Regions from separate parts of the Homo sapiens genome. Here all the other regions are linked to region 4. Evidence: chromatin loops called from intact Hi-C (ENCODE). Cell type or tissue: mammary epithelial cell. All regions are shown on one strand. Each heading gives the region's core, and the rest is flanking DNA. Links, peaks and the distances in the headings are about the cores only.

Evidence for each region. Hi-C counts contacts between places; a loop is a spot of excess contacts. Peaks named below come from ENCODE experiments on the same cell type or tissue, not always from the same donor. Only the 100,000 strongest peaks of a DNase experiment are listed, where the experiment ranks them.
Region 1: a loop joins it to region 4, with 7 times the contacts of the local background. A loop is called at or near these places in 26 of 110 quality-filtered maps.
Region 2: a loop joins it to region 4, with 7 times the contacts of the local background. A loop is called at or near these places in 2 of 110 quality-filtered maps.
Region 3: a loop joins it to region 4, with 4 times the contacts of the local background. A loop is called at or near these places in 9 of 110 quality-filtered maps.
Region 5: a loop joins it to region 4, with 5 times the contacts of the local background. A loop is called at or near these places in 3 of 110 quality-filtered maps.

The regions. Positions count from the first base shown.
Region 1 is chrX:73,852,897-73,858,975 of GRCh38, reverse strand. No RefSeq gene overlaps it. Among named protein-coding and RNA genes, the nearest start is that of XIST, 3.2 kb to the right of the region's middle. In mammary epithelial cell, for the core only: a CTCF peak has its summit at 3,269 (motif pointing left); a DNase peak (open chromatin) is centred at 3,265.
Region 2 is chrX:74,131,021-74,137,108 of GRCh38, reverse strand. The region is part of intron 5 of FTX (FTX transcript, XIST regulator); the gene reads left to right. It also overlaps the pseudogene DDX3P1 and the pseudogene DDX3P2. Among named protein-coding and RNA genes, the nearest start is that of MIR421, 84 kb to the left of the region's middle. In mammary epithelial cell, for the core only: a CTCF peak has its summit at 3,491 (motif pointing right); no DNase peak of the experiment used is centred there.
Region 3 is chrX:74,012,711-74,018,798 of GRCh38, reverse strand. The region is part of intron 3 of JPX (JPX transcript, XIST activator); the gene reads right to left. Among named protein-coding and RNA genes, the nearest start is that of JPX, 71 kb to the right of the region's middle. In mammary epithelial cell, for the core only: a CTCF peak has its summit at 3,193 (motif pointing right); a DNase peak (open chromatin) is centred at 3,198.
Region 4 is chrX:73,941,561-73,947,648 of GRCh38, reverse strand. It overlaps JPX (JPX transcript, XIST activator), which reads right to left and starts at 3,325. Exons shown (of 5, transcript NR_024582.1): 1 at 3,184-3,325; 2 at 2,987-3,065. RefSeq lists an enhancer at 3,201-3,300. In mammary epithelial cell, for the core only: no CTCF peak of the experiment used is centred there; a DNase peak (open chromatin) is centred at 3,358; H3K4me3 peaks cover 2,295 bases; H3K27ac peaks cover 1,887 bases.
Region 5 is chrX:73,874,190-73,880,277 of GRCh38, reverse strand. It overlaps the pseudogene FXYD6P3. Among named protein-coding and RNA genes, the nearest start is that of XIST, 25 kb to the right of the region's middle. In mammary epithelial cell, for the core only: a CTCF peak has its summit at 3,067; a DNase peak (open chromatin) is centred at 3,177; H3K27ac peaks cover 341 bases.

The DNA of each region.
Region 1 (6,079 bases), core at 1,080-6,079, 89 kb after region 4:
CTCTGCCTCAAACAAAAAACAATCAAACAAAAACCAAATAGCAAACAGATATATGAAAAAGTGCTCAATATCAATAATCATCACAAAAATGCACATCAGGCTGGGTGTGGTGGCTCACACCTATAATCCCAGCACTTTGGGAGGCCAAAGCGGGTGGATCACTTGAGGTCAGGAGTTCAAGACCAGCCTGCCCAATATAGTGAAACATCTTCTCTACTAAAAATACAAAAATTAGCTGGGCATGGTGGTGGGTGCCTGTAATCCCACCCGCTCAGGAGGCTGAGGCAGGAGGATCACTTGAACCCGGGAGGCAGAGGTTGCAATGAGCCGAGATGGCACCACTGCACTTTCTGTAGCCTGGGCAACAGAATGAGACTGTGTCTAAAAACATAAATAAATAAGGCCAGGCGCAGTGGTTCACATCTGTAATCCCAGTGTGATTACAGATCACACTGTGGGAGGCCAAGGCAGGCAGATCACCTGAGCTCAGGAGTTTGAGACCAGCCTGGTCAACATGGTGAACCCCCGTCTCTATTAAAAATATACAAATTAGCTGGGCATGGTGGCAGATGCCTATAATCCAAGCTACTTGGGAGGCTGAGGCATGAGAATTGCTTGAACCCAAGAAGTGGAGGTTGCAGTGAACCGTGATCACACCACTGCACTCCAGCCTTGGCGACAGAGAGAGATTCTGTCTCAAAAAAATAAAAATTAAAAAAAAAAAAGAAAGAAAGAAAAAAAAAAGAAAAATGCAAATCAAAACCACAATGCAATATTGCCTCACACCTGTTAGAATGGCTATTTTCAAGAAGACAAAAGTTAAGGATTGGTGAGGGTGTGGAGAAAAGGGAACATTTATACAGTGTTGGTGGAAATATAAATTAGTTCAACCATCATGGAGGCTTCTGAAAACACTAAAAATACAACTACCTTATGATCCAATAATCCCACTTGTGGGTGTTGTTCAAAGAAATTGAAATCAGTGTGTTGAAGAGACATTTGTCCTCCTATGTTTATTATAGCATTATTCACAATAGTCAAGATATGAAATCAAGGTAAGTCCCCATCAACAGATGAATGTATAAAGAAAATGTGGTATACATACACAATGGAACACTAGTCAGCCTTAAAAAGAAGGAAAATCTGTCATTTGCAACAACATATATGAACCTGGAGGACATTATGCTAAGCCAGGCACAGAAAGATGAATACTATATTATCTCACTTGTATGTGTAATTTTCAAAACTTGAACTTGTAGGGAGTAGACTGGTGGTTAATAATCTGAAGGGAGGGTAAAAATGTGTTGATCAAAGGATAAAAATTTTAGTTAGAGAGAAGGAATAAGTTTTTGAGATATATTGCAGAGCATGATGACAATAGTGATAAGGTATTGTACATTTCAAAAACTGCTAAGTAAATTTTAAGTATTCTCATCACAAAATAAGTATGTGAGCTGAGATATATAGTAATTAGCTTGATTTAATTATTCTACAATGCATGCATATATCAAAATACCACATTTTACTCCATGAATATATACAATTATTTGTGAACTAAAAATACATTTGAAAAAGAACTACTAGAAAAACTAAAAATGAGAAAATAAATAAGCACATTAATTAATTAATTAAAATCCTTGTCTAGTAAGTTTAATGTTGGTACTTTCTCAGGGACCATTTTTTGTTAATTACCTTTTTTTCTATATATTAGCTATAATTTCCTGTTTTTTGTATGCCTTGTAATTTTTTAATAAAAACTGCACAGTTTTAATATTATAATGTGATACCTTGGGAAATAAAATTCCTCCCTCTCCCTAGTGTTTGCTGGTGATTTTTTTTTTTTTTTTTTGAGATGGAGTCTTGCTCTGTCACCAGGCTTGGCGCGGTCTCAGCTCACTGCAACCTCCGCCTTCCGGGTTCAAGCGATTCTCCTGCCTCAGCCTCCCGAGTAGCTGGGATTACAGGCGTGTGCCACCATGTGCAGCTTATTTTTGTATTTATAGTAGAGATGGGGTTTCACCATATTGACCAGGATGGTCTTGATTTCCTGACCTCATGATCTGTCTGCCTCGGCCTCCCAAAGTGCTGGGATTACAGGCATGAGCCACCGCACCCGGCCACTGGTGATGTTTTTAATAGATTGTAATTTTTTTTGAGGTAGCGTTTGCTTTCTCACCCAGTCTGGAGTTCAGTGGGGCAATCACAGCCCACTGTATCCTTGAACTACTGGGCTCAATCAATCCTCCTGCTTCATCCTCCTGAGAAGCTAGAACTACGGGTATGCACCACCACGCCTGGCTAATTTTTATATTTTTTATTTTTGTAGAGACAGAGGTCTCTCTATTTTGCCCAGGCTGATCTCGAACTCCTGGCCTCAAAAGATCCTCCTGCCTTGGCCTCCTAAAGTGCTGAGATTAAAGGTGTGAGCCAACGTACCCAGCCCATTTACAGTATTTTTAATGTTGACGTGAACTATGTATACAATTGTTAAGCATATACTCACTGAGCTTTAATATGTATAACCCCGTGTTCTCTTTTGATAAACTAGAAAACCTTTCCCAACATCCTAATACACTTTTGAAGGATATCATAAATAGTGTGTTTGAGGGCTAGAGGAATGGCCCAAGTACTGTGATGAGGTTCATAGGATTTGGGGCTATTTGGAAGACCCTTACAAGGCATATAGCACAACTTTTCTATCTGTTGATTGTCTCTGTAGCATCCTCACAAAATCCACTATTGGCTTGCAGGTCTTCAGAGACTGGCATTCACCAGTTCTGGAGGTGTTAACTGTTCCATCTTTGGACAGCTCAGAGTATTCAGACGTCTTTATTTATTAGAACTACACACAACAGGACTATTCATCAACTTCCCCCATTGCAGACAGCCCTTTGAGTTGTAAAGAGCCCTTCCCCAGGTCTTTTATTTTCTTTTCCATAATATGTCCTGGTCCCTTTAACTGCTTTTCACTGGTGATGATTTGGAGGGCCCCCACCAGCCTGCTAATTAGATCCTGAAGGCTTTATCAAAGTCCTCTTTAAATGGCATAGCCCTGAAGCCAAGGACAGACTCCTGTTTAGTGGGGGGAGGGGCTCTTCAAATTAGAGGGGGTTGAGCACTTTTCTTTGACCCTTTCTTCTGATACTGACCTTGTATGAATCAGACTTTCCCCCCTTTATATCAGATTCTGGTCCTGCCCTGTATACAACTTTGGCTCCTTTCCTGCAGACAGGCTCAGTGCTTCTTTGGTGATTTTATGCTGCCATCTGGTGGCTAAGTCGACAGTGCCGGCTTTTTTTGGGCCTAATTTAGCAGAGGAGAGGATGTACAGATGAACATAGTGACAATCCTAGAACTGGAATAATCTGAATCTTTAAAAAGAGGACCTGATTTCTTCCTATTGTGTGCCATGTGATTGGGAGCCCAAAGAAGAGGATGCTAACACAGCTATGGCATGGCCACAGAAAATATGCCTGAAATATCCCCATCAGAGCCCAACTCTTACTAGCTAATTGACTTTGAGCAAGTCACTTTTCCTTCTAGTGTCTCAGTTTCCATACTTCTGATCCTAACAGGTTTATAAAATGGAGCCAAGCAGTAGTGAAGGTGAGGCCAGGTCGGGAAGAGGAGGAAGTAAAGTGAATTGAAAGCTAGTGAGGGCAGGGGAGTAAGTAAAACCTGAAGGTGATAAATGGCAGAAGAGGGCAGGACTGCTCTAGGGCAAAGGCCTAGGCAAATATTTTTCAGAAGTTCCTTTTAATGTAAACAGTTTGATTAAAAATATATTACAAATACATGGGCCCATGTGAGGTGTAGTGATTTATCAATGAAAATTTAGAATACCAGGTGGAGAAGAGATGCTTACGTATTTGTTTATTCAACAGTTCACATATCAATTTTTATAATGACCTTGCACCATATCTTCCTTTTTAGGTCCAGAAATCATCTCTTTGTGTTTATTGTCAAATGCACCATTCCTGGCTAATTTCACATCTCCCTCTATGAGAAAAACATAGCAACACTGTACTACTTCCATTTTTGCAATGGCACTCTGGAACCTCTTTGTATTGAAATTATAAATTTCTTGCTTTTGCAGTTTCTTTAGCCTAAGGGTCAACAGTGGATTTAGGTAGGCCACAGCTCTGAACATGTCCTGTGTCCAATGTGAGTGTCACCCCATAACGGCACATCAGCACCATTTTGCATGCCTAGCCTTAAGAGTTACCATTTAAAAAACTCCAATGACAACCAATGAGAGTGATCTGCTAGCGTGGCTGCCCACCTGGAACCAGGGCCTGGTCACAGAAACCCAGGACAACCAGTTTATAAATTGTCTTTTTGCCTTTTTATTTGAAAAGGTATTTTTGTGAAACAAAAGGTTTTAATTTCAGAGTCAAATTTATCAATCTTTTATATTTGATGCTACTTGAGTCTTTAGAAAATTTTTCCCCAACTAAATTTCTTTTTTCTTTTTTTGAGATGGAGTCTTGCTCTGTCGCCCGGGCTGGAGTGCAGTGGCACCATCTCGGTTCACTGCAACCTCCGCCTCCTGGATTCAAGTGATTCTCCTGCCTCAGCCTCCCAAGTAGCTGGGATTATAGGTGCCTGCCACCATGCCCGGCTAATTTTTGTATTTATAGTAGAGACGGGGTTTCGCTATGTTGGCCAGGCTGGTCTCAAACTCCTCACCTCAGGTGATCCAGCCACCTCGGCCTCCCAAAGTGCTGGGATTACAAGCATGAGCCACCGCGCCCGGCCAACCAAATTTCTTAAAAGTATAGAACATTTCCACACTTGTAGAAACTTCTAGTAGATAAAGTTGTATTAGAGGTTTGGTAATCCAGTCTTTCTGATAGCTGCTTCATAGGTGTCACTGTAGGTAGTTTCTCTCTTTGTTAAGCATTGTTTTCTCAAAGGTACCATTGTATTGCACCACTTTACAATACAATAACCCTCATTTGGAATGACAAGTCAGATTACTTTTTTTGTTTGATCCAAGGACACTTAGAAGATGGAAGGTATTTCTTAAGGAAGAAAATTTGCATACTTTATTATTTTTCTGGAAACTGAAGAGCAAGCTTACCTGATAGATTTGGGTCGATAGTTACACTTTCCAGTTCAGCCAGTGGGAGGGTAATGTATCCTTTGACTTTCTAGAAGTTGCTCTATAATACTTAAGTTGCCATTGTCTCCCTTCTGGTTCTCTGTTGTTTCTCGAATGACATAGAAGAGTTTATGAGATTAATTGCTTCCTACTGAAATAGCCAGGTTTCTGAGGGCAGCTTTGGCTTTTATATGAGCTTTTTCTTCCTACCACTTATCAGTTACTGACAGAGGGTCAACTTCACTACTGTGTCATATGGTTGGTCCAATGTTGGGTTCCTCAGATTCATGGAGGAAATAGGAAAATAGTAAAGATTAAGGAGTCATAGTTAAAAAATTACAAACAGGTCACAAACAGTACTCTTTCTTGATTATTTAGGAACCAAATAGCCATTCTATGAAATGTCTTTCTTTCCTTTTTCTCTCTTGCTCACCAATTGACTCGTAAGCACTTCCGTTCTCTTATGGTTGGGAGCCATACAAGGTAGAGTGTTGGAGTAAAAACTACATTGACTCTGAATCATGGTGTGTGACCTCGGGCACATGATGTAACCTCTATAGGACTCTATTTTAATGTATAAAACAGGAATAATCCTTTATTATTATCTATGCAATACATATTCCATTATCTATTACATGGGATAATGGAATGGGAAGTCCCTTGAAGATGGTACTAACCTCAATGTATTACTCCTTTCTAGCTTCTTTGGTTCAAAAGTTTGGTGGAGGAGTTACAAATTCTGGTTTGAATGATATATTTGGATACTTTATCAACACATCAAAGCTCTACCTATCCCTTCCCCCATTCTCAAAACCAAGCTGAATTAACATCTTTACATTTATTATGCAGTTTATGGAGGATTTTAGCATTAATTATTGCTTGATTTACTCAATGTCCCCATGTTATAGATGAGAACTGGAAAACCCATTGAAGTTGTGACTCCTGGTCTAGAAATGAAGTCTACTTCCAGTTAAT
Region 2 (6,088 bases), core at 752-5,751, 190 kb before region 4:
TCCAAGATAGTGCACTTTCTAAAAAGGAGCCTAGGTTAGGGATGTCTCCAGATGATGCGGCCATATCAGAGGAATTTAAAAATAATAAGTTGGAGATCATTGCTACTATAGTGTAGTTTCTTAGTGTTATTGAACTGAGCAAACCGCTCAGGACAGATCCAGCAATTAGTCTTATTACAAATGGGCCATGGCTGATATTGTAGGAGCTAAAGGGTATGATGTATTACTAAACCCAATAAAAAGTCCTAGCAGACTCAGCTGGAGAATTTCCCTTTGGAGATCTATGAAGTTCTTTGGTTTTATTTTCCCAAACAAAGAAACCTCTGGGTTATGGGCACCCTATTCACTTTCATTGCCTGGCAGAATTTGCAGGATAATTGCCCAGAACTAGAATATTGATCCAGATATTTATGTTACCCATCCCTTTTTGTTTCTTCCAAGCTGCAGGAGATTGCCACTTGATTCACAGGAATAAGCAGGGTTAGTCTAAAATGTAGGCAAAATCTTAAAAAAAATGAATGAGACTAGGATTTAATGACAAATGTATGGTAAGCTTTGGAGAACAATTTCTCTCTCCAGTCCTCATTTTTGGTAAAAACAAATTATGATAAGACCGTGTGTGTTGTTCATAGAATAAACTTTAGTTTCATACTTGGCCTGATTATTTGCATAAAGTGCAGCAAAGCAAGAATGGTTATTTCTACATAGGCCTTTTGGATTGGCCTTGATAGAACTCTGTTCCACAAGGAATCTCTGATAAGACCTTTAAAGCCAAGCTCAGCCATGGGTTTGTATCCTCAAATACCTGTGAGTTGGGTGATCCTCTCCTCTTGAGGTCCTAAGATAAACTTGGAGCTCCTGGACCTGTTAGAAAGTGACATTCTTTACTGACCACAGGTTAAGAACACTGTGTGGGGACTGTGTAGACAGTGCACAAGGCCACTTCTCCCCAAGGAGCTTTTATTGGCTCTGCATGTCAAGCTTGATTCCTTAAAAGGAAACATACCCTTTCAGTCAAAGCCTTGGTAAAATAACCAGATTTTCCAATTGTGTCCTGTTGAAAAAGAAAAATGGATCCTTATTGCACTGATGCAAACAACTATATTGCCATAAGCTAAGAGTACTCACAGATAGTTTCCAAATTCTAGAGGAACCAGGCAGACAAAAACAAACATGCTTGAAATTTTGTTCACATGAATATACCTTATTCAATTATTAAAGGTGGTAAATAGTTCAAAATAAGTTTCCTTGACTCTGAAAATCAAAACAAGGATTAGCAATATTCCAAGCAACAGTCAAAAAGGTTGCTTTAACTTAGAGTGCAGTCCTTTTAGTTAACTCGTTTTGCTTGATATTTGTGAACATGTCAGTTCTTTATGAGTCCCATATGTTCTTTCTTTCAATGTTACAATCTTTAAAACTATTAAAAACCTGCATTTGAGAATACCTGTTAAAATCCTTAATATAACTTGATTATAAACTGTAAAATACCATAATATCCTTTTGAGTCTAATTAATGTTTACACATTTTGCAAGATTAATATTTTCAATCTTTCTATAACTTGCTTAAACCTCTAGCCCTATCTTATCAAATTTAACATAATCCCTCATCCCAGGGCAAAATTTACATTGCCCTGCTTTCTTATAATATTTTACTGAAAAAAAAAACCCACATTTTACTGTTTTTATATGCCTTGCATGTAAAACTATTTGGTGATCTCAAATACATGTTGCACTGTTAACTTTTAACAACTTTTCTTTTTGGTGAAAAACCTGGTTGGTAAGTGATTTTAATTACGTACAAAGTGTGGATCGTAGGACCCAGACAGAAGTGCAGATAAAGTCTGACTTTTCAGCATCTAGCTCCATGTGTCCCAGGCCTTACTTATCTGTAAAGCAGGCAGTGTACAACCTTGAAACATCTAGCAAACCTAGTATCTAAGTTGTATGATTTACACCACCTTTTTGCATTTTGATGACACTTGCATTTTACCAATAATCCTTGACTATTTTTATTTCTTAAAGTCATGTGAACTAAAAAGTATTTGATTTAAGACACTTATTTTTCTTTAAGCCAATCAATTAGAGCTCTTTTTATAGACATTGCACACAACACATATACAGCAACGTGAACAGACAAAAGATTCAACACTTGTAAGATTTTTTATTTGCCAGTTTCTTAATTGGATTACTGGCTTCAGGGTGGAGCCCTTGGATGAACAGGGTCAGGTAGCATGCATTAAGACTGGTAAGACAAAAAATGGAGAAAAGTAATTCAGTTGACTGATAAGAAAAGAGCCTTTTCCTAGAAAAACAAGATCCAATAAGAGAAAAACATAAAGGCCTTTAAAATATACTTATAACTTGAATATCCACTTTTAATTAAGCTGAGCATGCTTTAAGAAAATCCTTTGAACTCCCTTGTTACTTGAGTTTAGCCAAGCCAAGCACTTAAGGTTTTCGGCTTTTGAACTTTACAAAAAGTAACGTCACAGGTGAAACCAACAAGCCTTAATTAGGTTATGACTTAATTGTGAGCATACAAGGTATTTTCAAAGGGGTGATAGGCAGCTTTTGAAACTGTCATTGCAAAATTTTGGGTCAGGCGTGGTGGCTCACACCTGTGATCCCAGCACTTTGGGAGGCTGAGGCGGGCGGATCACGAGGTCAGGAGGTCGAGACCATCCTGGCCAACATGGTGAAACCCCGTCTCTACCAAAAATACAAAAATTAGCCAGGCATGGTGGTGGGCGCCTTTAGTCCCAGCTACTCTGGAGGCTGAGGCAGGATAGAAGTGAGAATAGAAGCTTCCTCTTAGTCTCCTTCCTTTCTGTATGACCCAGAGTGGAGGAGAAGACATCGAGCATCCTCCAAGTGTCTCCCCTCCCTGGTTTCTGGATCCTGGCACCATGTTAAATATGCCCCCCATGGTTGCAGGCATGGTCCTCCAAGCCATGGAACCAGATGAGCTAAGTGATGGGGCCAACCACGCTTACCCATGCAGCCTTAGCTTATCTGCCTTGTATGATTTCCCTTTGACTTTCTAGAACCTGTGTGATTTGTCTGGCTCTCTGAAAAACAGATCTCTGAAGAGACTGTGTCACTTTTGGGCAAGGCTCCTTTAGTGGAGGCAATGTGCTAGATTACCTGCTATTACAGCCCATGCTAAAGCACTTACCCTTAAAAAAAGTGGTTCTGGTTAACTTCTGAATTTAAATTTCCCTTACTAATTAAGTACTGTTTTAATCAGAGACATAATAGGTGCCTTAAAAGAACGTAGGACCCGAATGGCCATTTTTCTACTGATGGGACAATATTGGGACTAAAATCTGGCTGCGGAAGACATCTTACTCCTAACTGCTAAAGGCAGAAAATTCCCATTTCCAGAAGAAGCATAGAGCCTGATTTTTAATGGTGTAAAAAGAAGCTGCAGTGTTACCATGAAAGAAAAAGGAAAAAAATGTGTCTCATGTAGAGGATTCCTATTTCCACTAGGTGGCGGTGTTAGCTTAGAAATACTATGTGCTTGCCAGAGACCTGGTAGCAAGTAACTTCACTGCAGAGCAATGGGGAAAACTGTTTCTAGAGGCATTTTCCTGATCTTGCCTAACAGGATTTCTTTCCTAGGCTGTAAAAATCCCTGCACATTTCAATCAGAGAAAGAGTAAGACGCCACAGATAGAGAAGGAAGAAGAGTTTTGCAACGGTATAGTTGAGGGTTCTCTGCCACACACCCAGAACAGGCTATTGGAGGCTGGGTCTGGTCCAGAGGCCTTTGAATCATGCCAGTATGTCCCCTGGCCAGAAATTCTCAGTTACCTCAGAACTTTTCCCAGCCTCAAGCGATGAAAAGAAACTAGTTCAAAACATGGCCAACATTCCCAGTACTCATGGGTATTGGGGGGTTCTCCATGTTCTCACCAGCAAGCCTCACATCTGAGTCTTTAGTACAGCAGCCAACGCTGTGTATGTACTAGGCTGATGCATGCCCGTTCCTAAAGAAATACAAATGCTTACTCATGACTTTTTGGATGAATATATCTTTTTGGCTGTAGGCAGAGTAGGCTCTACATCTGAGAATATCACACAGAAAGTAGTTTGGGTTTATCTATCTAATTTTATTTTAATATAGAGGCCAAGAGCACCTTGTGAATGATGCAACAGATTTTAAGCTCGCTCCCATACTTACCGCTCCAACAAAGGCTGTACCTCAGTTTCCTGGCCAATGGATCAAAATGATATGGCTCCGATGACTGGAGGAACACCAGCGTCCTTAGTCTTGTGTCAATTTAGATAAAATGACACAGACACATGTGGAGTCGTTTTAAGGAGCAGAGAGTTTAATAGACAAGAAAGAAGGAAGGAAGAAGAAAACAGCTTCCCCGTACAGAGACAGAAGGCAGGGGGATTCGAACAAAGAGAAAAACTCCAAGTGTGATAGAAAAGTGGCTGCTTATATGAGGAGGCTGGAGGACGTTTGTGTCTGATTTGGATAGGGCTCAGGGGATTGGTTTGACCAAGCATGTCATTCACGTAGCCTGAGAAAAAACTGGCCCTCCCACCCTAGCCTTTTAATATGCAAATGCAGGGCACCATGATATTTTACACATGTGTGGATATGTGGGGGTGGCCGTGTTGCCAGGCACATGTGGAGGCCAGGGCAAGAATAAGACTGCAGGAATTGCCATGTTTGGGTGGGCCCAGTTTCTAATGGCCGGTATTTGCATATCAAAGCTTGCTGGCCTAGCTTTCCTGCTAGACAAGAAATGTTTCTGGAGTTGCTCTAAAAGAAAAAAAAGAACTTCCCAAGGACCCCTTTTCTTATCTGCTTAAAATAATTTCTTAATAACTCTTTCTTTTTTTTTTTTTTTTTTTTTTTTTGAGACAGAGTCTTGTTCTGTCACCCAGGCTGGAGTGCAGTGGCACGATCTCGGCTCACTGCAACCTCCGCCTCCTGGGTTCACGTGATTCTCCTGCCTCAGCCTCCCAAATAGCTGGGATTACAGGTGCACAACACCACGCCTGGCTAATTTTTTGTGTATTTTTAGTAGAGATGGGGTTTCACTATGTTGGCCAGACTGGTCTCGAACTCCTGACCTCGTGATCCGCCTGCCTCAGCCTCCCAAAGTGCTGGGATTACAGGTGTGAGCCACCGCGCCCAGCTCTTAATAACTCTTATAACAAGAATTATAATTTCCTCCACATCCATCACTGTTGTAGAAGCCTCCATAGCTACCTCCACCACATCTGCTGCTGCTGCCATGACCACCTCCACCACTGCAGCTGCTGCTTGTATGACTACTACTGAAGCCAGAACTGCTGGAACCACTACTTTGTCAATAGTCTCTGGCACCAAATCCTCCACTGAATCTTTTAGATCATGCATGAATACCACCCTTGTAGTGGTGTTTATAAGCTTTATTTTCCAACCAAGCAGGCACTTCTTGTTTAGCTTCTATAAGAATATCCAACAAATCCTTTGTAATATTCATATTTCTTTAATTAAAGAATGAGGTGGCAAGACCCTGGATTCCCACACATCCTGTACAGCCAATACAAGGCACATATTCTTCAATATCACTTGGCAAATCAAAATTGAAGCATGTTTCACATTTGAAATGTCTAGTCTTCATGCTGCCACAGCTGTAGCCACTAGAATTGGGATTTTCCCCAAGCAAAACTGATGAAGGGCCTCCTTCTCGATCTCTCTGTGATTGGTCTCCATGAATACTAGTACAAGGATATACTTCATGGTATAAGAAATTCTCCAGAGAATCTTCTCCCTTTTTGGTCTCCACAAACACTAAAGTCAGTGAATCCTTCCCTGGTGCATTTAAGAGATCAAGCAGAAATGACCGTTTATCTGGCTCTTCCACCCAAACTACTTCCTGTGTGATAGTCTCAGAGGTAGAGCCTACTCTTCCTACAGCCAAAAAGATATATTCATCCAAAAAGTCACGAGCAAGCATCTGTATTTCGTTAGGAAAAGTAGCACTAAACATCATGATGTGATGAATGCCCTTCAGTGGCATAGTATCTTGTTCAAGTATAAGATGTATCTGAGGTCCAAATCCCATATCCAGCATCC
Region 3 (6,088 bases), core at 563-5,562, 71 kb before region 4:
ATACTATTTCATTGGGTTGGTGGCAGTGGGATCCAGGCTCACTTGCTCGTGCCAGTAGCCTCAACAGCATGGAAGAGTGTACATGTGTCAGATGGGGAGGGACACTGGAAGAGTAGGGTTTAACATCGTCCATGCTAGAACTCATGCCACTGGCTGCAAATATGAGGCCCTAGAGGAGGCTAGTTGCTGCCACCCATGTGCACATTTGCACTTGGGGCAGAATGGTAGGTGTGGAGTTGCTGGTGCCCATTCGCACCAGTAACAACAAACAAGGGGCGAGGTTACCGTTGTTCATGCACACGATTGCACGAGTGATGGCCCAGCAGGAGCGGGATTACAAACACCTATAAATACATTTGTGCTGGCAGCACTCACTCAACCTGTGGAGCCTGGGCTGTTGGAGCTCTCTGATAGGCCAAGTTTAGTTTCAATACATGGATTTCTGGTTTGTAGATGTTACATTGGTGTATGTATATGTATGCAAGTCACATTCGGTTTTGGTTAGTGTTACGTTGTCATATAATTTTAAGTCAGGTAATGTGATGACTCCAGCTTTGTTCTTTTGGCTCAGGATTACTGTGTCTATTCTTCGTCTTGTTCCTATTTCTGTGAAAAAATAACACTGGCATTTTGAAACTATAGATTGCTATATGTAGTATGGGTTTTTAACAATATAACTTCTCCCGCTAAATGAACATGCAGTATCTTTTCATTTACTAGTGTCCTCTTCAATTTCTATCAATGACTCATAGTTTTCCTTGTAGATACATTTTACTTGATTGGTTAAGTTTCTTCCTATATATTTTATTTGTATCTGTTGGGATATTTATAATTCTCCCTTTCTAATATGAATGCCCTTATTTGTTTCTCTTTTATACTTGCTCTGACTAGAACTCCCAGTAACATGGTGAACTAAAGTGCTGAACATGGGCATTTTTAATGTCTTCCAAATCTAGCAGTATGCTTGTCAGTTTTCCTTGCTCACAAGGACAGTGTAAGTTCAACTGCCAGTCTGTTGAGATATCTTAACTCTATACCCAATTTTGAGATAATTTTTAATAAAATATTTAATTTATAAAATACTTTTTGGACATCCATTACAACATTATGGTTGTTGACTTTGTTATACGACATAAAACTAATTGATTTGCATAGCTTGAACAATCCATGCATTCCTAAGATTAATCCACCTTGATAAGTATGAATTATATTTTTAGTGTGTTGTTGAATACAGTTTACTAGCATTTTCTTCTGGATTGTTCCATCTGTGTGAATCAGACATATTTGTCTTCTGGGGTTTATTGTTGTTTGGGGGTTTTTAGACCTTTTCCTTTAGTTATCGGGGAAACACTGGCCTTGTAGAATGAAACTGAAAGTGTTTGCTCCTTTTCCATTCTTTCAAATTTTGCTTAGTTGGTCCTCTCGTCCATTCTTCTTTCCTCCCTGTATTCCATTAACTAATTTTTTTCTGATAGTATATTTTAATTCCTTGCTTTTATTTTCTGAGGTTTTTGCATGGTTGTTGTCATGCGGCTTGCAAAAACCATCATATAACCAATAATTTTAAATTAATGACAAGGTATCTGTAGTCACAAGGAATGACAAGCAAAGAGAAAACCAAAGAACTCCACACTTAATCTCCACCCTACATGCTATGATCTTATCTTTGTTATGTTTATCTATCTCTAATATTTTTGTAGTTATAATTTTAATAGAATTACCTTTTAGTCTTCTTCCTGCTAAAAATATGTTTACATACCACAATCACAGTATTATTCTATATTTATGTACCTCCTTTTTCTATGAGTTGTAAACATTCGGATGTTTTCTTTTTGCTCATTAATGTCCTTTCAGACTGAATTACTCTTTCTAGCATTTAAGACAAGTCTGATGTTGACAAAAATTCCTCAGCTGTTGTGTGTCTGGTAAAGTATTTATTTTTCAAGTTTGAAGAATATTTTGCTGAATTTGATATTCTGATTTGGCAGGTTATTTCCTTCAGCACTAAATATGTCATCATACTCCCTCCTAGCCTGTAAACTCTTCACTACCGGATGTATCAGAGCTCATTTATACATTATTTGCTTGTTTTCTTGCAGCTTTTAGGACCATTTAAATTTTTCTCTACCTCTGAACATTTGATTGTTACATTCCTTGGCAAAGCCTTATTTTGGTTGAATCTGCTTGTTTTTGTTTTTTACTGTCTTCTACCTGGGTAATCACATCTGGATATACACATACATAGCTCACTGCAACCTCTGCCTCCCTGGTTCAAGCAATTTTCGTGCCTCAGCCTCCCAAGTAGCTGGGACTACAGGCGTGAGCCACCACGCCCAGCTAACTTTTGTATTTTTAGTAGAGACGTGGGTTTCACCATGTTGGGCAGGCTCGTCTCGAACTCCCGACCTCAGGTGATCCACCCACCTCGGCCTCCCAAAGCGCTGGGATTACAGGCGTGAGCCACCATGCCCGGCCTACTTCTCTAAACTTTCAACTCCAAACTCTCCCTCTTTAAGAATGGTAACTCTGAGGTTTGTGCTTTCAAGATTATTTTCTTCACCTTGTACGCATGCTTCATACTTTTTTGTTCTTTTTGCTTCTTTCTGCACTCACTGTGCATTTTCATATAGCCTGTCTTTAATAATACTGATTCTTGTTCTGCTGGATCAGTGCTGCTGTTGAGACCTTCTGGTGCATTTGTCCATTCAGTCATTATTTCTCAGTTCCAGTATTTCAGTTTGGTTATCTATTGTTTCAGTATTTGTTACATTTAATAAATTACTGAATTGCTTTCCTGCATTATCATGGTGTTTGCTATTTTCCCAAAACGTTTCTCCTGAATTCTTACCCTGACATCACACACATCACCATCTCATTAGGGTCGGTCAGTGGCTACTTCCTTTGTATATTTTAGATCATAGTTCCTAGCTATTTTGAGTTTCCTGTATGAGAGGCAACATAACTACATCGCTCCAAAACTAGATCCCATAGTCCTTTTGGAGATGTCATGTCTCCTGGATGGTCTTATGCTTGTGGAAGTTCTCCAGTGTCCAGGCATTTAAGAGTTAGGTATTTATTCCAATCTTTGTAGTCTGCTACTTCGTAGCTGCCCTTCTTCACAGGGCGTCCCAAAAATTAAATGTGATTGTGTTGTTTTATCTAAGAATGTGGTCACTGCAACCATTTCATCACTAGAGGGCGCCCTAGGACCAGGAACACAGCCAGGCTTAAAGCCTGGCACATACACAGCACTGGTGGACTTGGGGAATACCAGGGTAGAACTGCCTGGGTTACTAGGCAAATTATCCCACTGTCTTCTATTTCGTTCCCCCAGTTGGAATAAGCCTCTGTGTACTCAGGTGACAAGAGTTGAGGAAGGGTTACTAAAGTCCCCTACTATTACTGTATTGCAGTTTCTCTCGCTTTAGGTCGCTTACAGTTTGCTTTATATATTTTGGTGTTCTGCTGCAGGATGCATACATATTTACGATTTTTATACCCTCTTCCTGAATTGACCCTTCATAAGTATTTACTACATAATACTTTTTTGTCTCTATTCACACCTTTTCACCTAATAAATATTAAGTGAAAATTTTCTGTTATCTGATACAAATACAGCTGCTATTTATTGGTTTCCATTTGAAAACTTTTTGCATCCCTTCACTTTTAGTCAATGTGTATATGTAAGTTAATTTTTTACATGCAGCATATAGTTGGGACTGACTATTGTTATTATTTTGAGACAGAATTTCGCTCGTTGCCCAGGCTGAAGTGCAATGGCGTGATCTTGGCTCACTGCAACCTCCGCCTCCCGGGTTCAAGCTGTTCTCCTGTCTCAGCCTCCCGAGTAGCTGAGATTACATGCGCATGCCACCAAGCCCGGCTAATTTTTTTGTATTATTTTTAGTAGAGACGCGGTTTCATCATATTGGTCAGGCTAGTCTCCTGACCTCAGGTGATCCGCCCACCTAGGCCTCCCAAAGTGCTGGGATTACAGGCGTAAGCCACCACACCCAGCCGATTTTTTAAAATATCCACTGAGCCACTCTCTGTTCTTTTTAGGGGGATCCTAGATAATACCTATCAATATTATTATTGATAGGTAAGAAATCACTATTGACATTTTGATTGGTACTTTTTTGTCGTTTTCCAAATTATTTCTTTCTTCCTTCTCCCATTGTGGTTAAGTGACTTTCTTTGGTAGTATCTCATAGATAAAAGTATTTTTAAACCGATAATAATTTTCATCATAAGGAATATAAACAGCCAATCAATTTTATGCTTTAATTCAATTCCCCCACATTTTGACTTTCTCATGTCTATTTTTAAATTGGCTATATTTTATGATGCTGCTATAGTTACTTTTCATAGACTTGCATCTTACTCCTCGTATTATGGATATAAGAGGCTTACACAAAACAAGCGTATTAATTTATTCTGCATTTGCCTATGTATTTGCATTGGCCACTGAGTTTTGTAATGTCAAACTTTTTCTCTTTGGACGTTAGCATAATTTTCTTCAGGATAAAGAACTTAGCATTTCTTGAATGACGAGTCTAGTGATGAATTCTCACCATGTTTCCTTTTCTTTTTGTAAACGATGTTATCTCTCAATCTTTCAAGGAAATCTTTTGTGGGTACAGTATTGTTGGTTAACTTTTTTCCTTTAGCACTTTATGTCACTTCACTCCCTCCTGGTATGTACAATTTCTGATCAGAAGTCTGTTAACAAACAAATTGGAAGTATATAATGTTATTTGCTTTTCTCTTGCTGTTTTCAGTGTCCTTTCTCTTTGTAGTATGTTTTTGAGATGATTATATATATATATATATATATATATATACACACACACACACCTTGGGGTATTCTTAATTAAACTGAATCTATTTGGTCTTTAACGTTGTTGTACCTGAAAAGTACTTTCCTCTACATTTGGAATGTATTGTTATTTCATTGAATAAGCTTTACTGCCCTTGCTATTCCAAAACTACCACTTGAACACCAATGATTATTTAATTTGCTGTTTGGACGTTATTCTCTATATCCTGTAGCTATTCTCTAGGCCTTTTCTATTTCTTTAATCTCTACAGATTCTCCAATACCCTATCTTTAAGATCACTGTTTTTTTATGCTTGATCCATTCTGCTAATGACATCCTCTAATAATTATTTCAGTTGAAACAATTATTTCTCATTTGCAATATTTGTTTGGTGTATTATTTCAATCTCTTCAAGTTTCTAATACATTCTTGGATTCCTTTTCTGCATTATCTTGGGTTTTGCTACATTTCCTTAAAATTGCATTTATGAATTCTTGATTCTAGAGTTCAAACATTACCATCTCATTAGGGATGGCAACTGGCTCCATGCTTTCTCTGTTCAGGGTAGTCATGGTTATTGGCTTGCTGCTGTTTCTTGTAGACGTATGCCTACAGTTTCACATTGAACAATTAATTATATATTTATTCCAGTCTCAGCTGTCTAGCTTTTTTTGGTCTTCCTAGAGTATATTTTCTTAGATATTATTATTTGTAGTTCCCTGTCAAGACTACTTAATCCGTGAGTGCTGCCTGTTTTAGATTTGACTCAGCTCTCACAAACATTTGGAGCATTGCCCATCCCATATAGGGGTCCCAAAGTCAATCCTCTGGCTGTGCAGGAAGGTTGGATAGGCATTTGTGCAAAGAACTATGAACTCTGCCTACTACATTATAGTGCTGCTGAACAGCCACTCTGACTTGGCATCTATGTTGTCTGACGTAAAGAAAATTTTCAGGCTGGAGTTGTGAATCTCAACTGGCCCAATTGTCTTTCACTGCCATCATGGGATTTTCTTTCTACAAGCACACACAATACTTCCCATGTTTTAAGCTATTAACAGCTTTTCAACAAGAGAAGCCAAGATGGTGAAGAAGCTGTGTGCCAAAATCTCACATTTATCCCATGTTGAACTGGTGAATGTCGATAAAATTTTCCACACATGATGGCAGGCACATAGGAGTCTCATAAATACAGAAGAAGCCTTTTATCATCTGCTCCAAGTTTTTCACTTCTCTGTAGTCTGAGGAAATGTCTCAGCCTCGGATTT
Region 4 (6,088 bases), core at 752-5,751:
TTTTATAATTATTAACCTCTTAAATCTGTGTAAGACATTCTATTTAATGCAACTCCTTATAAAAATCATATCCCACAAATTATCTTTAACGACAAAAATCTAAGTCTAGCTTGTCAAGTTTTTCTCTGTAACATATTCTCTTAACAATTTGTATCCTTGATTACTAATAGTCAGTTCCTGCAAATGAACCAATCAATAATCAATTAAAAAAACCTAAAAAAATTAAATGATGTCCAACATTGTTCTCATAAAAATATATACAAAATTAACATACCAGTCGTCAATGCAATTTCAAACAAACAATGCAAAATTGGTAAAATGTTTTAGTCTTTATGTAGATTTCATCAAGTGTTTTGCCTTCTCCCAAGGGTTAGGAAGTTTAAAACTAATGTTCTGGCCGGGCGCGGTGGCTCACGCCTGTAATCCCAGCACTTTGGGAGGCTGAGGTGGGCGGATCACCTGAGGTCAGGAGTTCAAGACCAGCCTGACCAACATGGAGAAACCCCATCTCTACTAAAAAATACAAAATTAGCTGGGTGCGGTGGCACATGCCTGTAATCCCAGCTACTCGGCAGGCTGAGGCAGGAGAATAGCTTGAATCCAGGAGGTGGAGGTTGCAGTCAGCCGAGATCGCGCCATTGCACTCCAACCTGGGCAACAAGAGCAAAAATCCGTCTCAAAAAATAAATAAAACATAAATAAAATAAAATTATTAATGTTCTAACCACTGTTTACAGGGTTGTTGCACTAATAAATTCCACGTCCTGGACCTAAATGATTGCTAAAATGTTTTGCACACAGCAGCTAAATGTAATCACACTAACATGATGCCAGAAACAACTGATTCATCTACATGCAACCTCATTTCCCTCAGATGCCTCCAAGGCAACTGAAGTTCATAGATTTTGTCTAATTACAAGTGCAGGCTCAAATCACCTTGGATTTGAGTTAGGATCCACGGATTGTTTTTTGTTTGGTTAGTTGGTTTTGTTCTGTTTTTCAATTCAGGCATCTTGTTCATGGAACATTCATTATTTGCTTGAGATTGCTTTCACTGCCAGCTGCTTACTTTCTTTACCACTGTAGTATAATCTACACCCTTTGACTCAACTGCTTGCTAGATTCTCCCCTCAATTAAGAAATTTCTAGGCTCAAGGAAAAAAAAAAAGAAAAGAAGGAATTTTGATTGGCCACTGTTACAGTAATAGTCAGATAAGGCTGGGCACAGTGGCTCACGCCTGTAATCCCAATACTTTGGGAGGCCGAGGCAGGCAGATTACCAGAGGTCAGGGGTTGGAGACCAGCCTGGCCAATATAGGGAAACCCGTCTCTACTAAAAATACAAAAATTAGCCAGGCGTGGCAAGGTGTGCCTGTAATCTCGGCTACTCTGGATGCTGAGGCATGAGAATCGCTTGAACCCAGGAGGCGGAAGTTACAGTGAACCGAGATCGAGCCACTACACTCCTGCCTGGGTGACAGAGCAAGACTCCATGTCTGTCTGTCTCTCTCCCTCTCTCTCTCTCTATATATATATAAAATAAATTAAAATTAAATTAAAATTAGCCGGGCACAGTGGCAGGCGCCTGCAATCCCAGCTACTCGGGAGGCTGAGGCAGGAGAATCGCTTGAACTGGGGTGGTGAAGGTTGCAGTGAGCCAAGATTGCGCCACTACGCTCTAGCCGGGGCAACAAGCAAGACTTCATCTCAAAAAAAAAAAAAAAAAAAAAGTCAGATAGACACTTGCTTTCTTCTTTCATTGACTTTTTTTAAAAATTCATCTTCAATATTTACAAAAAATAATCCATGCTAGAAGTTGCTATGTCACAGAAGTTTAAGAAATGCATGGTAAAAATCACTAAGTTTAAAATAATGGTTACCTCTGGGGATGAGAGAAGAGAGAGATGCAATCAGGGATGGGTACACAGAGAACTTCAACTGTCACGTTAATGTTTGATTTTTTTTTTACGTTGGGTGGTGAGAAGAGAGGTTCATTGTATTATTCCTTGTATATCTGTATATGTCTTAAGTATTTCATAATATATTTAACGTCTCCTCCAAAAGATAAAGAAGTTAATCTTGCATTCCTTCATCACCCCATCAAAAAAAAAAAAGGACTCATACTAGACTATTCTGCAACTTACTTTTCTCACATAACCATCCATCATAAGATTCTCTAGGTCAAAAGTCAAAATATTTCATAATATTTATGTACCAAAATTTACTCAAACATTCTCCTATTGATGGATACACAGGTTGTTTCCAGTTGTCACAAGAACAAAATAGTACAAAAGTATCCTTGTTCATGCGTCATTATATACTGGTACTTTTATTTCTGTAGGATAGATTCTTAAAAGTCAGACTTTTGAATTCCAGTTTTTGTTCAAGTGATATCTGTATTTTTTATTTCCCTAAATATTGCCAGATTCTTTTCTAAAAGGTTGCAGCAATTCATACTCCGCGGTAATGCATGAAATTTACTTTAATCACATAAGCATTTAACAACATATTAGATGTCACTCTTAACTGTCTTCCCCATATATATAGTAAACATGCTATGCTTAACATAAACTTAATTTCGCCAACAGATTTGAAAACAGGAAATCTAGCTCTTTTCTTAGTGAGTAATCAACCTGGCAATGTAAGTCCCCCAAAGATTACACACACACACACACACCTCTGAGATGCTTCAAGAACAAATGTTAAGTTTTTGCCCAAAACTCCACATTTGGGGTATAGTGGGCACAGAAAAAAATTGTTTAATCTAGTGCATAATGAATACGTTACAAACAAATTAATTAAAACTAATAAGTCTGGACATGAAAGGCAGAACAAAAAAAAAATAAAGTTAGGCCCAAGAGGTTAGGCTGTTCCTAGGAAAGCTCTGAGGAGATGGAATCCATTTTGGCGCGACATGGTGTCAATAAAAACCCATTTAAATAAGGAAAAAGGAAAGAACGACCCATATATCCCTCCTAGGAGCTACCTTCTGCAACTTCCAAGCTTCGTCAGTAGAAGTTAGGCGATCAGCGAGAAAGAAATTATTCTCCGATATTTTGAAGAGACTGGAGAGAGAAAAATGGAATACAGGCCGGTTACTCCCCCGACTCAGGCCACGCGATCCCAAAGTGTGTAGCCTCGCTAACGGCCACTTCTCTAGCCAACGTGAGGCTCATCACTCACCACAATACTATTAACTGGCGAGTTTCTGGACTTTTGTTAGTGGACTCATACTTCGGACGCCTTGCAACCCCCGTAAGGACGCAGTGATTGCACTCCGTGCAAACGCCGCCATCTTAAGTCTTCCACTAGCCCTAGGGCATAGGCGGATGAAAGCCGGGGGTGGGCGTCACAGCCAAACAGGCCCGGCGCCCAGCCGTCGTGCACTACCTAAATGCCTCCGCCGGCAACATGCACCAGCCGTTGCCGTGCCCCAGCCGTTGCCGTGCCGCAGCCGTTGCCGTGCCGCAGCCGTTGCCGTGGACCCTCCCCCAGTTTCCTGACCTGTTGCACTTCCTCTCACAGCCTTTATCTCTTTTGAAATTCCCTTTTCCTTTTTCTTTCTCTTCATTTCTTTTTTCCTTTCCCAACCCAAATTTCTTTTAGCTTTGCCTCGACTCCTTTCTTTCTTCCCTATTTCCAGATCTCTCACTCTCATTAACTTTACCTCACAAGTATGATAGACAAAGCTGCCATTCACTTCTGTTATCTCACTAAGTCATTGCAACATCAGGTAAGCTGAGGACTGATTTTTTCCTGTTTTATAGATGACGAAATTAAGGCCCAAAGAGGTGACCCAATTTTCCAAAAGTGCTAGAATGAGCTAGAACCTACTTCTTTTCACTTTACTAAGCCCCGTGTTCCGATAGATGAGGGTGTATGTACTTCAACCAACTAATGGGAAAACAGAAACCAGAGGGTTTTGGCCTAGTCATACAGTGAGTCCGTCAATGGCAAAACTGGATTCAGAACAAGGTGCTTCCTTTAATTCTGTAAACAAAAGAGTCTTCATAAAAGAGTTGGTAGCCAGGTGTGGTGGCGCTTGCCTGTAATCTCAGTGTAATCCCAGCTACTTGGGAGGCTGAGGTGGGAGAATCGCTTGAACCCGGGAGGCGGAGGTTGCAGTGAGCTGAGATCGTGCTGCTGCATTCCAGCCTGGGCGACCGTGCCAGACTCCGTCTCAAAAAAAAAAAAAAAAAAAAAGAGTTGAGATGCTGCTCTTGAGCCTAAAAGTCCTTCCATCTTCCCTCTTCTTTTATTTATTTTTGTTTTATTTTTTTGAGACGGAGTCTTGCTCTGTCGCCCAGGCTGGAGTGCAGTGGCGCGATCTTGGCTCGGTGCTACCTCCGCCTCCTGGGTTCAAGCGATTCTCCAGCCTCAGCCTCCTAAGTAGCTGGGATTACAGGCATCTGCCACCATGTCCAGCTAATTTTTACTAGAGACGGGGGTCTCACCATCATGGCCAGGCTGGTCTTGCACTCCTGACCTCAAGTGATCCACCCGCCTCAGCCTCCCAAAGTGCTGGTATTATAGGCGTGAGCCACCGCACCCAGCCTCCCTCTTCTTTTAGATTCAGCTCTTTTAGATTCAGTCCTGACACTTCTAAGAGGCCTCTATATTTATCAAAACCTTTATCTCTGTTGTTCCCGCTCCATGAGGGAAAATACACTAGCTGGATACCAGCCCCAAAAGTATGAAAAAACCGAGGCCAAAACTTGTTTGTGAAGCATTATGTGTGAGTGGTGCAGGTTTCTGGGGGAAGGCTTGTGCTTCACCGGTAAGGAAAAGACACTTTAGAGGTCCTAATCCCTTTCCAAAGCTATAGTTTCTCTCTATGCACTAATGTTGTCTCTGGTTTTCTACGAGACCCCCACATAGAACACCTCTTATTCTATTCATTTGCATCATTACTTTTCTGTCTTTATTTTGATATCGTCACCCTCAAAAGGAAGGTAATGATACACAGTTGTATAAAACATCTGGGCATTGACATATGGACATTTTGGAGTAAAACACCAAAAACACCACATAAAACCAGTTACGTGTTCAAAGGTCAGTAATAGAGGTGGAGAGGTCTCTAAGCTTAAACTGTTTCATCTCCTAGGGTTTAGGCATATTTGAGCACATCTTGGAAATTTGTAGGACAGGCACCAAAAACCAATTGCAAAAGGAACTGTTGAGCTCCTAAGAAAGAACTAGTACTAAAAGAGTAGGGAATCAGATAGACAATGTAGGGTAAAAGAAGGATCAAGTCTGAATGTTGCAGAGGAGGCAAATATGACTGTAAATTCTGTCATATTTTCTTTTGGCAGTAGCACACCATGCATTTATTTTGGGGCAGGTACAAAACATCCCTCTGTAGTAATTTAATGGTAAGTAGAAAGGGGGATAAAAATGAGTGAAACCTGCCGGGCACGGTGGCTCATGCCTGTAATCCCAGCACTTTGGGAGGCCGAGGTGGGCGGATCACCTGAGATCAGGAGTTTGAGACCAGACTGGCCAACAATTACAGCAATACAAAAATTAGCTGGATGTGGCGGTGGGCACCTGCAATCCCAGCTACTCGAGAGGCTGAGGCGAGATAATCACTTGAATCCAGGAGGCGGAGGTTGCAGTGAGCCGAGATAGCGCCACTGCACTCCAGCCTGGGCGACAGAGCAAGACTCCGTCTCAAAAAAAAAAAAAATGAAATCTATTGCAGTTTTGTTCTGATGACTCTTGGGACTTTGTCTGTTTGGGAGGAAAATGACTTTTTATTTATTTATTTTTTTTATTTTTTTGAGACAGAGTCTCACTCTGTCACCCAGGCTGGAGTGCAGTGGCGCAAACTCGGCTCACTGCAACCTCTGCCTCTCCTCTCTCGGGTTCAAGCGATTCTCCTGTCTCAGCCTCCCATGTAGCTGGGACTACAGGCGCAGGCCCCCACACCTGGCTAATTTTTGTATTTTTAGTAGAGACGAGGTTTCACCGTATTGGTCAGGTTGGTCTCGAACTCCTGACCTCAGGTGATCCACCCGCCTTGGCCTCCCAAAGTGCTGGGATTACAGGCATGAGCCACCGTGCCTGGCTGAATTTTTTAAATACACAT
Region 5 (6,088 bases), core at 529-5,528, 67 kb after region 4:
TGTGGTTATGTGTCCTTTTATGATGGTATCATCCTTTCATTTCCATGTTTAGAACTCCTTTGAACACTTCTTGTAGGACCAATCTAGAGGTGACAAATTCCTTTAGTGTTTGCTTTTCTGGGAAAGACTTGATTTCTCCTTCATTTGTGATGTTTAGTTTGGAAGGATATAAAATTCTTGCTTGTTTTTTATTCCTTAAGGAGGGTAAAAATAGGCCCACAGTGTTTTCTGGCTTGTAGGAGTTCAACTGAAAAGTTGGCTGTTGGTATGATGGGTTTTCCTTTAAGGTGATTTGACTCTTCTCTAGCTGCCTTTAAGATTTTTTCTTGGGCTGGGCATGGTGGCTCATGCCTGTAATACCAGCAATTTAGGAGGCTGAGGCGGGCAGATCACGAGGTCAAGAGATTGAGACCAGCCTGGCCAACATGGCGAAACCCCATCTCTACTAAAAATACAAAAATTAACTGGGCATGGTGGTACACGCCTGTAATCCCAGCTACTTGGGAGGCTGAGGCAGGAGAATCGCTTGAACCCAGGAAGCAGAGGTTGCAGTGAGCCATGATTGTGCCACTGCACTCTAGCCTGGGTAACAAAGCGAGACTGTGTCTCAAAAAACAAAAACAAAACAAAAAAAAGATTTTTTTCTTTAGTGTTGGCTTTGGATAGTCAGATAACTATACGCCTTGCTAATGTTTCCCCTTGTATAGTATTTCATAGGTGTCCTCTGAATTTCCTGTATCTGGCTGTCTACCTCCATAGAAAGGTGAAGGAAGTTTTCTTGAATTATACATAATTCCATATTTCTCAAAGGCTTTGTTTGTTTTATAAAATTACTTTTTCTTTATTTTTGTCTGACTGGGTTAATTTGAAAGACCTATCTTTTGCCAGGTGTGGTGGATCATGCCTGTACTGCCAGCACTTTGGGAGGCTGAGGCAGGAGGATCTCTTGGGTCCAGGAGTTTATGCCTAGCCTGGGCAACATTGTGAAATCCCATCCCTATAAAATTAAAAAAAAAAAAAAACCTATCTTCCTCTTCTGCTTGGTCTAGTCTATTGTTAAAGCTTTCAATTGCATTTTGAAATTCCTTAAGTGAATTTTTCATTTTTAGAAGTTCTGTTTTTTTTTTAAAGATATTAATATCCTCCTTCATTTTCTGGATTGCTTTCACGGTTTCATTGTGTTGATTTCCAATCTTCTCTTGGATCTCATTGAACTTCCTTGCAAAACCATGCTTTGATCTCTTTATCTGTCATTTTATCTTTAAAATGTCTTTATCTGTCTTTATCTTTAAAATGTCTTTATCTGTCTTTATCTGTCATTTTGAGTTTCCACTTTCCTTAGTGACTGTTTCTAGAGAGCTAGTGTGATCCTTTGGTGGCATTACAACATTCAGATTTTTCATGGTGACAGAATTCTTATGCTGGTTCCTTCTCATCTAGAGAGGCTGCCACTTCTTTATGAATTTATTTTCATTCAGGTGGGATTTTTTTCATATATATATGTGTATACACATCTATATATCTATACACATATAGATGTGTATACACATCTATATATCTATACACATATATGTATATGTGTATATACATCTTTATATCTATACACATATATATGTGTATACACATCTATATATCTATACACATCTATATATCTATACACATATGTGTATATATGTGTATACACATATATACACATATACACATATATACATACATACACATATATACATATATACACGTATATACGTGTATATACGTGTATATACACATATATACGTGTATATACGTATATATACACATATATACGTATATACACATATATACGTATATACGTGTATATATGTGTATATATACATACGTATATATGTATGTTTACATATATGTATGTATACATGTATACACATATATATGTATACACGTATACACATATATGTGTATACACATATATATATACACACACATATATATATTTCCTCTAGAGAGTGTAACTGTAGTGTATGTTGGGTAAATTCTTTGCCTTTGGTTGTGCACTTTTGTTATTAGGTTTTACATTGGGCTGTGCAGTCAGACCTGCAGGCCAGTAAGTGGCACTAACAAAGACCCAGCTGGGGCACAAGCTGCTGTGTATGTAATCACTCCTGACTTGCCCATAAATACCCCAATGACAAGCAAAGGCACCAGCCCTGCCTTGCCCATAAATATCCCAATGACAAGTGAAGGCACCAGCCCTGACTGGGGTGGCTGGGGGAGCTCCTAGTGAGATGCACCAAGGTCTCTGCAGGGGGTAAGGGAGCTGCACTGACTTCACACCCTAGATATGCAGGAATGTGATCTGTTTCTCCTTTACACCCCTGTCCTGGTGCTAATGACTCTCCTTTCAGATGCACTGTTTTCTATCTCCAGGCCACAGTGTAGCTGAGAGCCATGGAAATTACCTGACTCACAGTTCTCCACTGGAGTGGTTTGGGGATGGAACCTCTTCACTCAGCTCAATACAGACAGATTTATGGCTTGCCTGTTCTCTGATGGAGCAACCCTGCTGCTTCATGTAGAAAGGAGTAGGGGCTCTGTCATTTGGCCTGTGTATGTGGGTGTCAGTTGTGGTGATATTGGCTGGTTGGGCTGGTCCAACCTCCGACCCTGGGGGTGGGGGTGGTCAGGTGCCAGCAGTGGTGGACTAGAGTAGATGACTCCTCTATTCTCAGGCCCCTATATGGCCCATTGAATGTCATGTATGAGTCTGAAAGGGGCTGGACCAGGACTGTGTCAGCCCACATTTCAGGTGCTTGATGTGATTGAGAATGGTAGTCTGGTCCCTGGGTCACTGGCAGAACTCTTAGGCAGGGGCAGGGAGACAACAGGCTTATGGGGGCTGGGCTGCAGTTGAAATGGTCTGGCAAGAGCAGGGTAGCTGTGCTGTCAGACTTTCACTGGGGAGGGCAGGCCCCCTCTTCTGAGGCAGTAAAGACTGGCAGCTGTGGAGCATGCGGCCTGCTTGCACTTTCCTCCACAGAAGCAGTTCTGGATTTCACTGTTGGGGCCTATGAAGGTGCCTGCTGCCCTGGCCTGTGGGCAGCAGGGGCAGAAGCAGCAGTGGCAGAGGGTGTGGAGGGCCTATCAGCGGCCTCTGGGAGTTGGCAGCCTCTGGGAGTTCACCCAAAGCCACAGCATTCAGGCAAGGGTGGGGCAGGTACATGTGGGGCCTGTTACTGAAACAGGCAAGCCTTAGCTTGCATGGAGCCATGGAAGCATGGGTTCACACTGTGTGTATTCTGCCTGCTCCTTTGCATTGTGGCTGCAGGTTGTGTCTTTCTTTTGGAAACAATATTTTATGTCTTTTTTCTGTTGTTGAGAGGATAGATCACAATAGAGAGAACAGCAGTATGGTCATAGCAGCAGTTTGGTTTCCACAGGAACATGGAGGACAGTAGGGGCAGAAACTGGTTTGAGTTACTGTTCTTATTGTAACCTCTGACCTCTTGCTGTTCCCTCTGCAGCAGGGCTATACAGAGTCTTCCAGATCTCTAACCTTCCTCACTCACAACTCTGAATACTGACAGGCAAAGCAAAGGATGCAGGATTTGTCTCTGTTGTCTGACCAAGGGAACATGGGCAGAGAATCAAAGGACCCCTACTCTCACTCTGCCCATCCCAGTGTGTTGGCCCCAACAGAATGGGGGTCCCTCAGCCATCACCTGCCAGTTACCCAACTTTAGGGATAGGAGTCTGCATCCTGATGAGCTGGCTTGTAGATTGAAATCTCAGAAGCAGGGAAGGTTGAAGAGGGGTACAGTCCCAGAGCCCATGGGGTTATTGCTGAGAAGATACGCAAGGGTCACATTCCCCAGGGGTAGAGTAGAAGCCCTTAGCCTAAAATCACTGGGAACTCTGCAGAAGGGCAGGGTTGATGCAGACTTCTCAGTGGAGGCCTCCTGGAAAAAAATGATCATGAAAGGGAGTAGCTTGCCTGAAGGCAATGGCTGGGCTCACCAGCTTCTTGCTTTGAATCTCCAATTATTAATACTAAGAGACCTTCAGGATAGACTCATGTGAGGGTGAAATAAGGAAGCGAGTTTCTTGTAGAGGAGTGAAGAGGGTCCATGAGGAACTATAATGACGGTGATGCAAACCTCCCCAGGTCCTAGGATAATTGGAGATTCCTGCCCATGCTCCTACCCAAACCCATCCCTAAATCAACAAAAGGGGTTGGTCTCTCAGGGAATAAGTGGACTCCTAGAAGCAGGAGATGATGGAGACTCGTGGTGGCAGGGAGGGATCAGTGGTGACATGGCTCCGCTCCTGCCTGGAAAAGTGAGTCTCCACAGTTCACTAACACAATATCATCCATGAACAAGTAGCCACAAAGACCACAGTCGACAAACACGCACATACACAGACACGTAACAGGAGCTGGGCAAGACCACAGGCTGCATGAGGGAGGCAAATGTTAGTTGCATCATTAGGTTGAAGAATGTTGTTAGAAGAGATAGGGATGGGCACAGGGAGATGCACAAGTTCTTGCCTTCTCCTGGGAAAATATCTGTTGCTAAAGTGGCCGGTTTTCTTAAGCATCGATATTTGCATCTAAAGGTTCAAGCAGCTACCTTCCAGTTCCAGAGGCTGCCTACCTGTGGGCTGCACTTCAGTTTTTTGCTTTCTGGGGCTCTTTTGCATTTGCAGTGATGAAGTTTTCCACCTGAGCTTCCTTATCTCCTGGATCCTGGGGCTTCTGATTGAAACTGCACTTGCACCTGTGACTTAGAAGATGGCAGCTCGGCTGGGCACGGTGGCTCACACCTGTAATCCCAGCACTTTGGGAGGCCGAGGCGGGCAGATCACTTGAGGTCAGGAATTCAAGACCAGCCTGGCCAACATGGTGAAACCCTGTCTCTTCTAAAAATACAAAATTAGCGGGGCATGGTGGTGCATACCTGTAATCCCAGCTACTTGGGAGGCTGAGGCACGAGAATTGCTTGAACCCAGAAGGCAGTGATTGCAGTGTGAGATCCTGCCACTGCACTCCAGCCTGGGCAACAGAGCAAGACTCTATAGAGGCTCACAACCAGGAAGAGGACCACATCAAATACCAATCCTCCAATCCTCAGGGTCTGGTAGTTATAATGAAAAGGATCTATTTCCTTCTCCTTAGCTGCACTGGCCAGGACCACCGGGACGAGCAGGCTGTATACAAAGATCAGTACCACCTCCATGGTATCTGCACAGCTGGTCCCTTCCAAAACAATCCTAGAAGGACATGCTAAGTCCTGAGGAGCCTTGGTTCTGTCTTAGGGGTGTTCAATATTGCCCCACCTCCCCATTCCCTCCCTGGCCTGCAGGCAGCAGGAGCAGAGGCAGCAGTGGCAGCAACTTGGAAGGGCCTAACAGTGACCTCTAGGATTTGGGCCCTCAGAGGAATGCCAAGATATAGCCACAGTGTTCAGGCAAGAGCAGGGCAGTTGTGCTGTGCTGGGAGACTTTCATTGAAGCAGGCATATCATGTCTGGTGGGGAGCCATGGAGGTGAGGGATCATGCAATGTGCAGCCTGACCACTCCTCTGTATCATGACTGGGGTGCACAAAAGTTTCCTCCCTCCTCATTTCTTCCCTGGCCTGTGGGTGGCAGGAGTTAAGGACGCAGTAGCAGAGGCTACAGAGGGCCTTTAGATGGCTTCTGGGAGCTGGGGGCCTTTGGGAGTTGAACTGTGCCTGCAATGTTAAGGTGGGGGCAGGGTTGGTTTGTTGGTGTTCTGCCCCAAAAGCAGGCAAGCCCTGTTTGGCAGGGTGCAGCAGAGGTGGGAGCCATATGGTTTGTCATGTACCCATTCCTTCTTACCATGGCCATGGTATCTCTCCTAGGAGCATGTGAAAATGCCTGACCTCCCTCCTTGGCCAGGGCAGCAGCACCTGGCTCAAGGCTGCTTGGGGATCAAAAGTCTGTTGAATTCCACGTGGGCTTGAGTGGTACCTCTGCTCAGTCTCCAGGTGGCTCCCTGTGTTAGTCTGGAGACCTAAGGGGAGTCAAGGGGGCTCTTCCATGACTTGGATTGTAATGGTCCGTGTTGGAGATGTGGAACCCCTTGAATCTCTC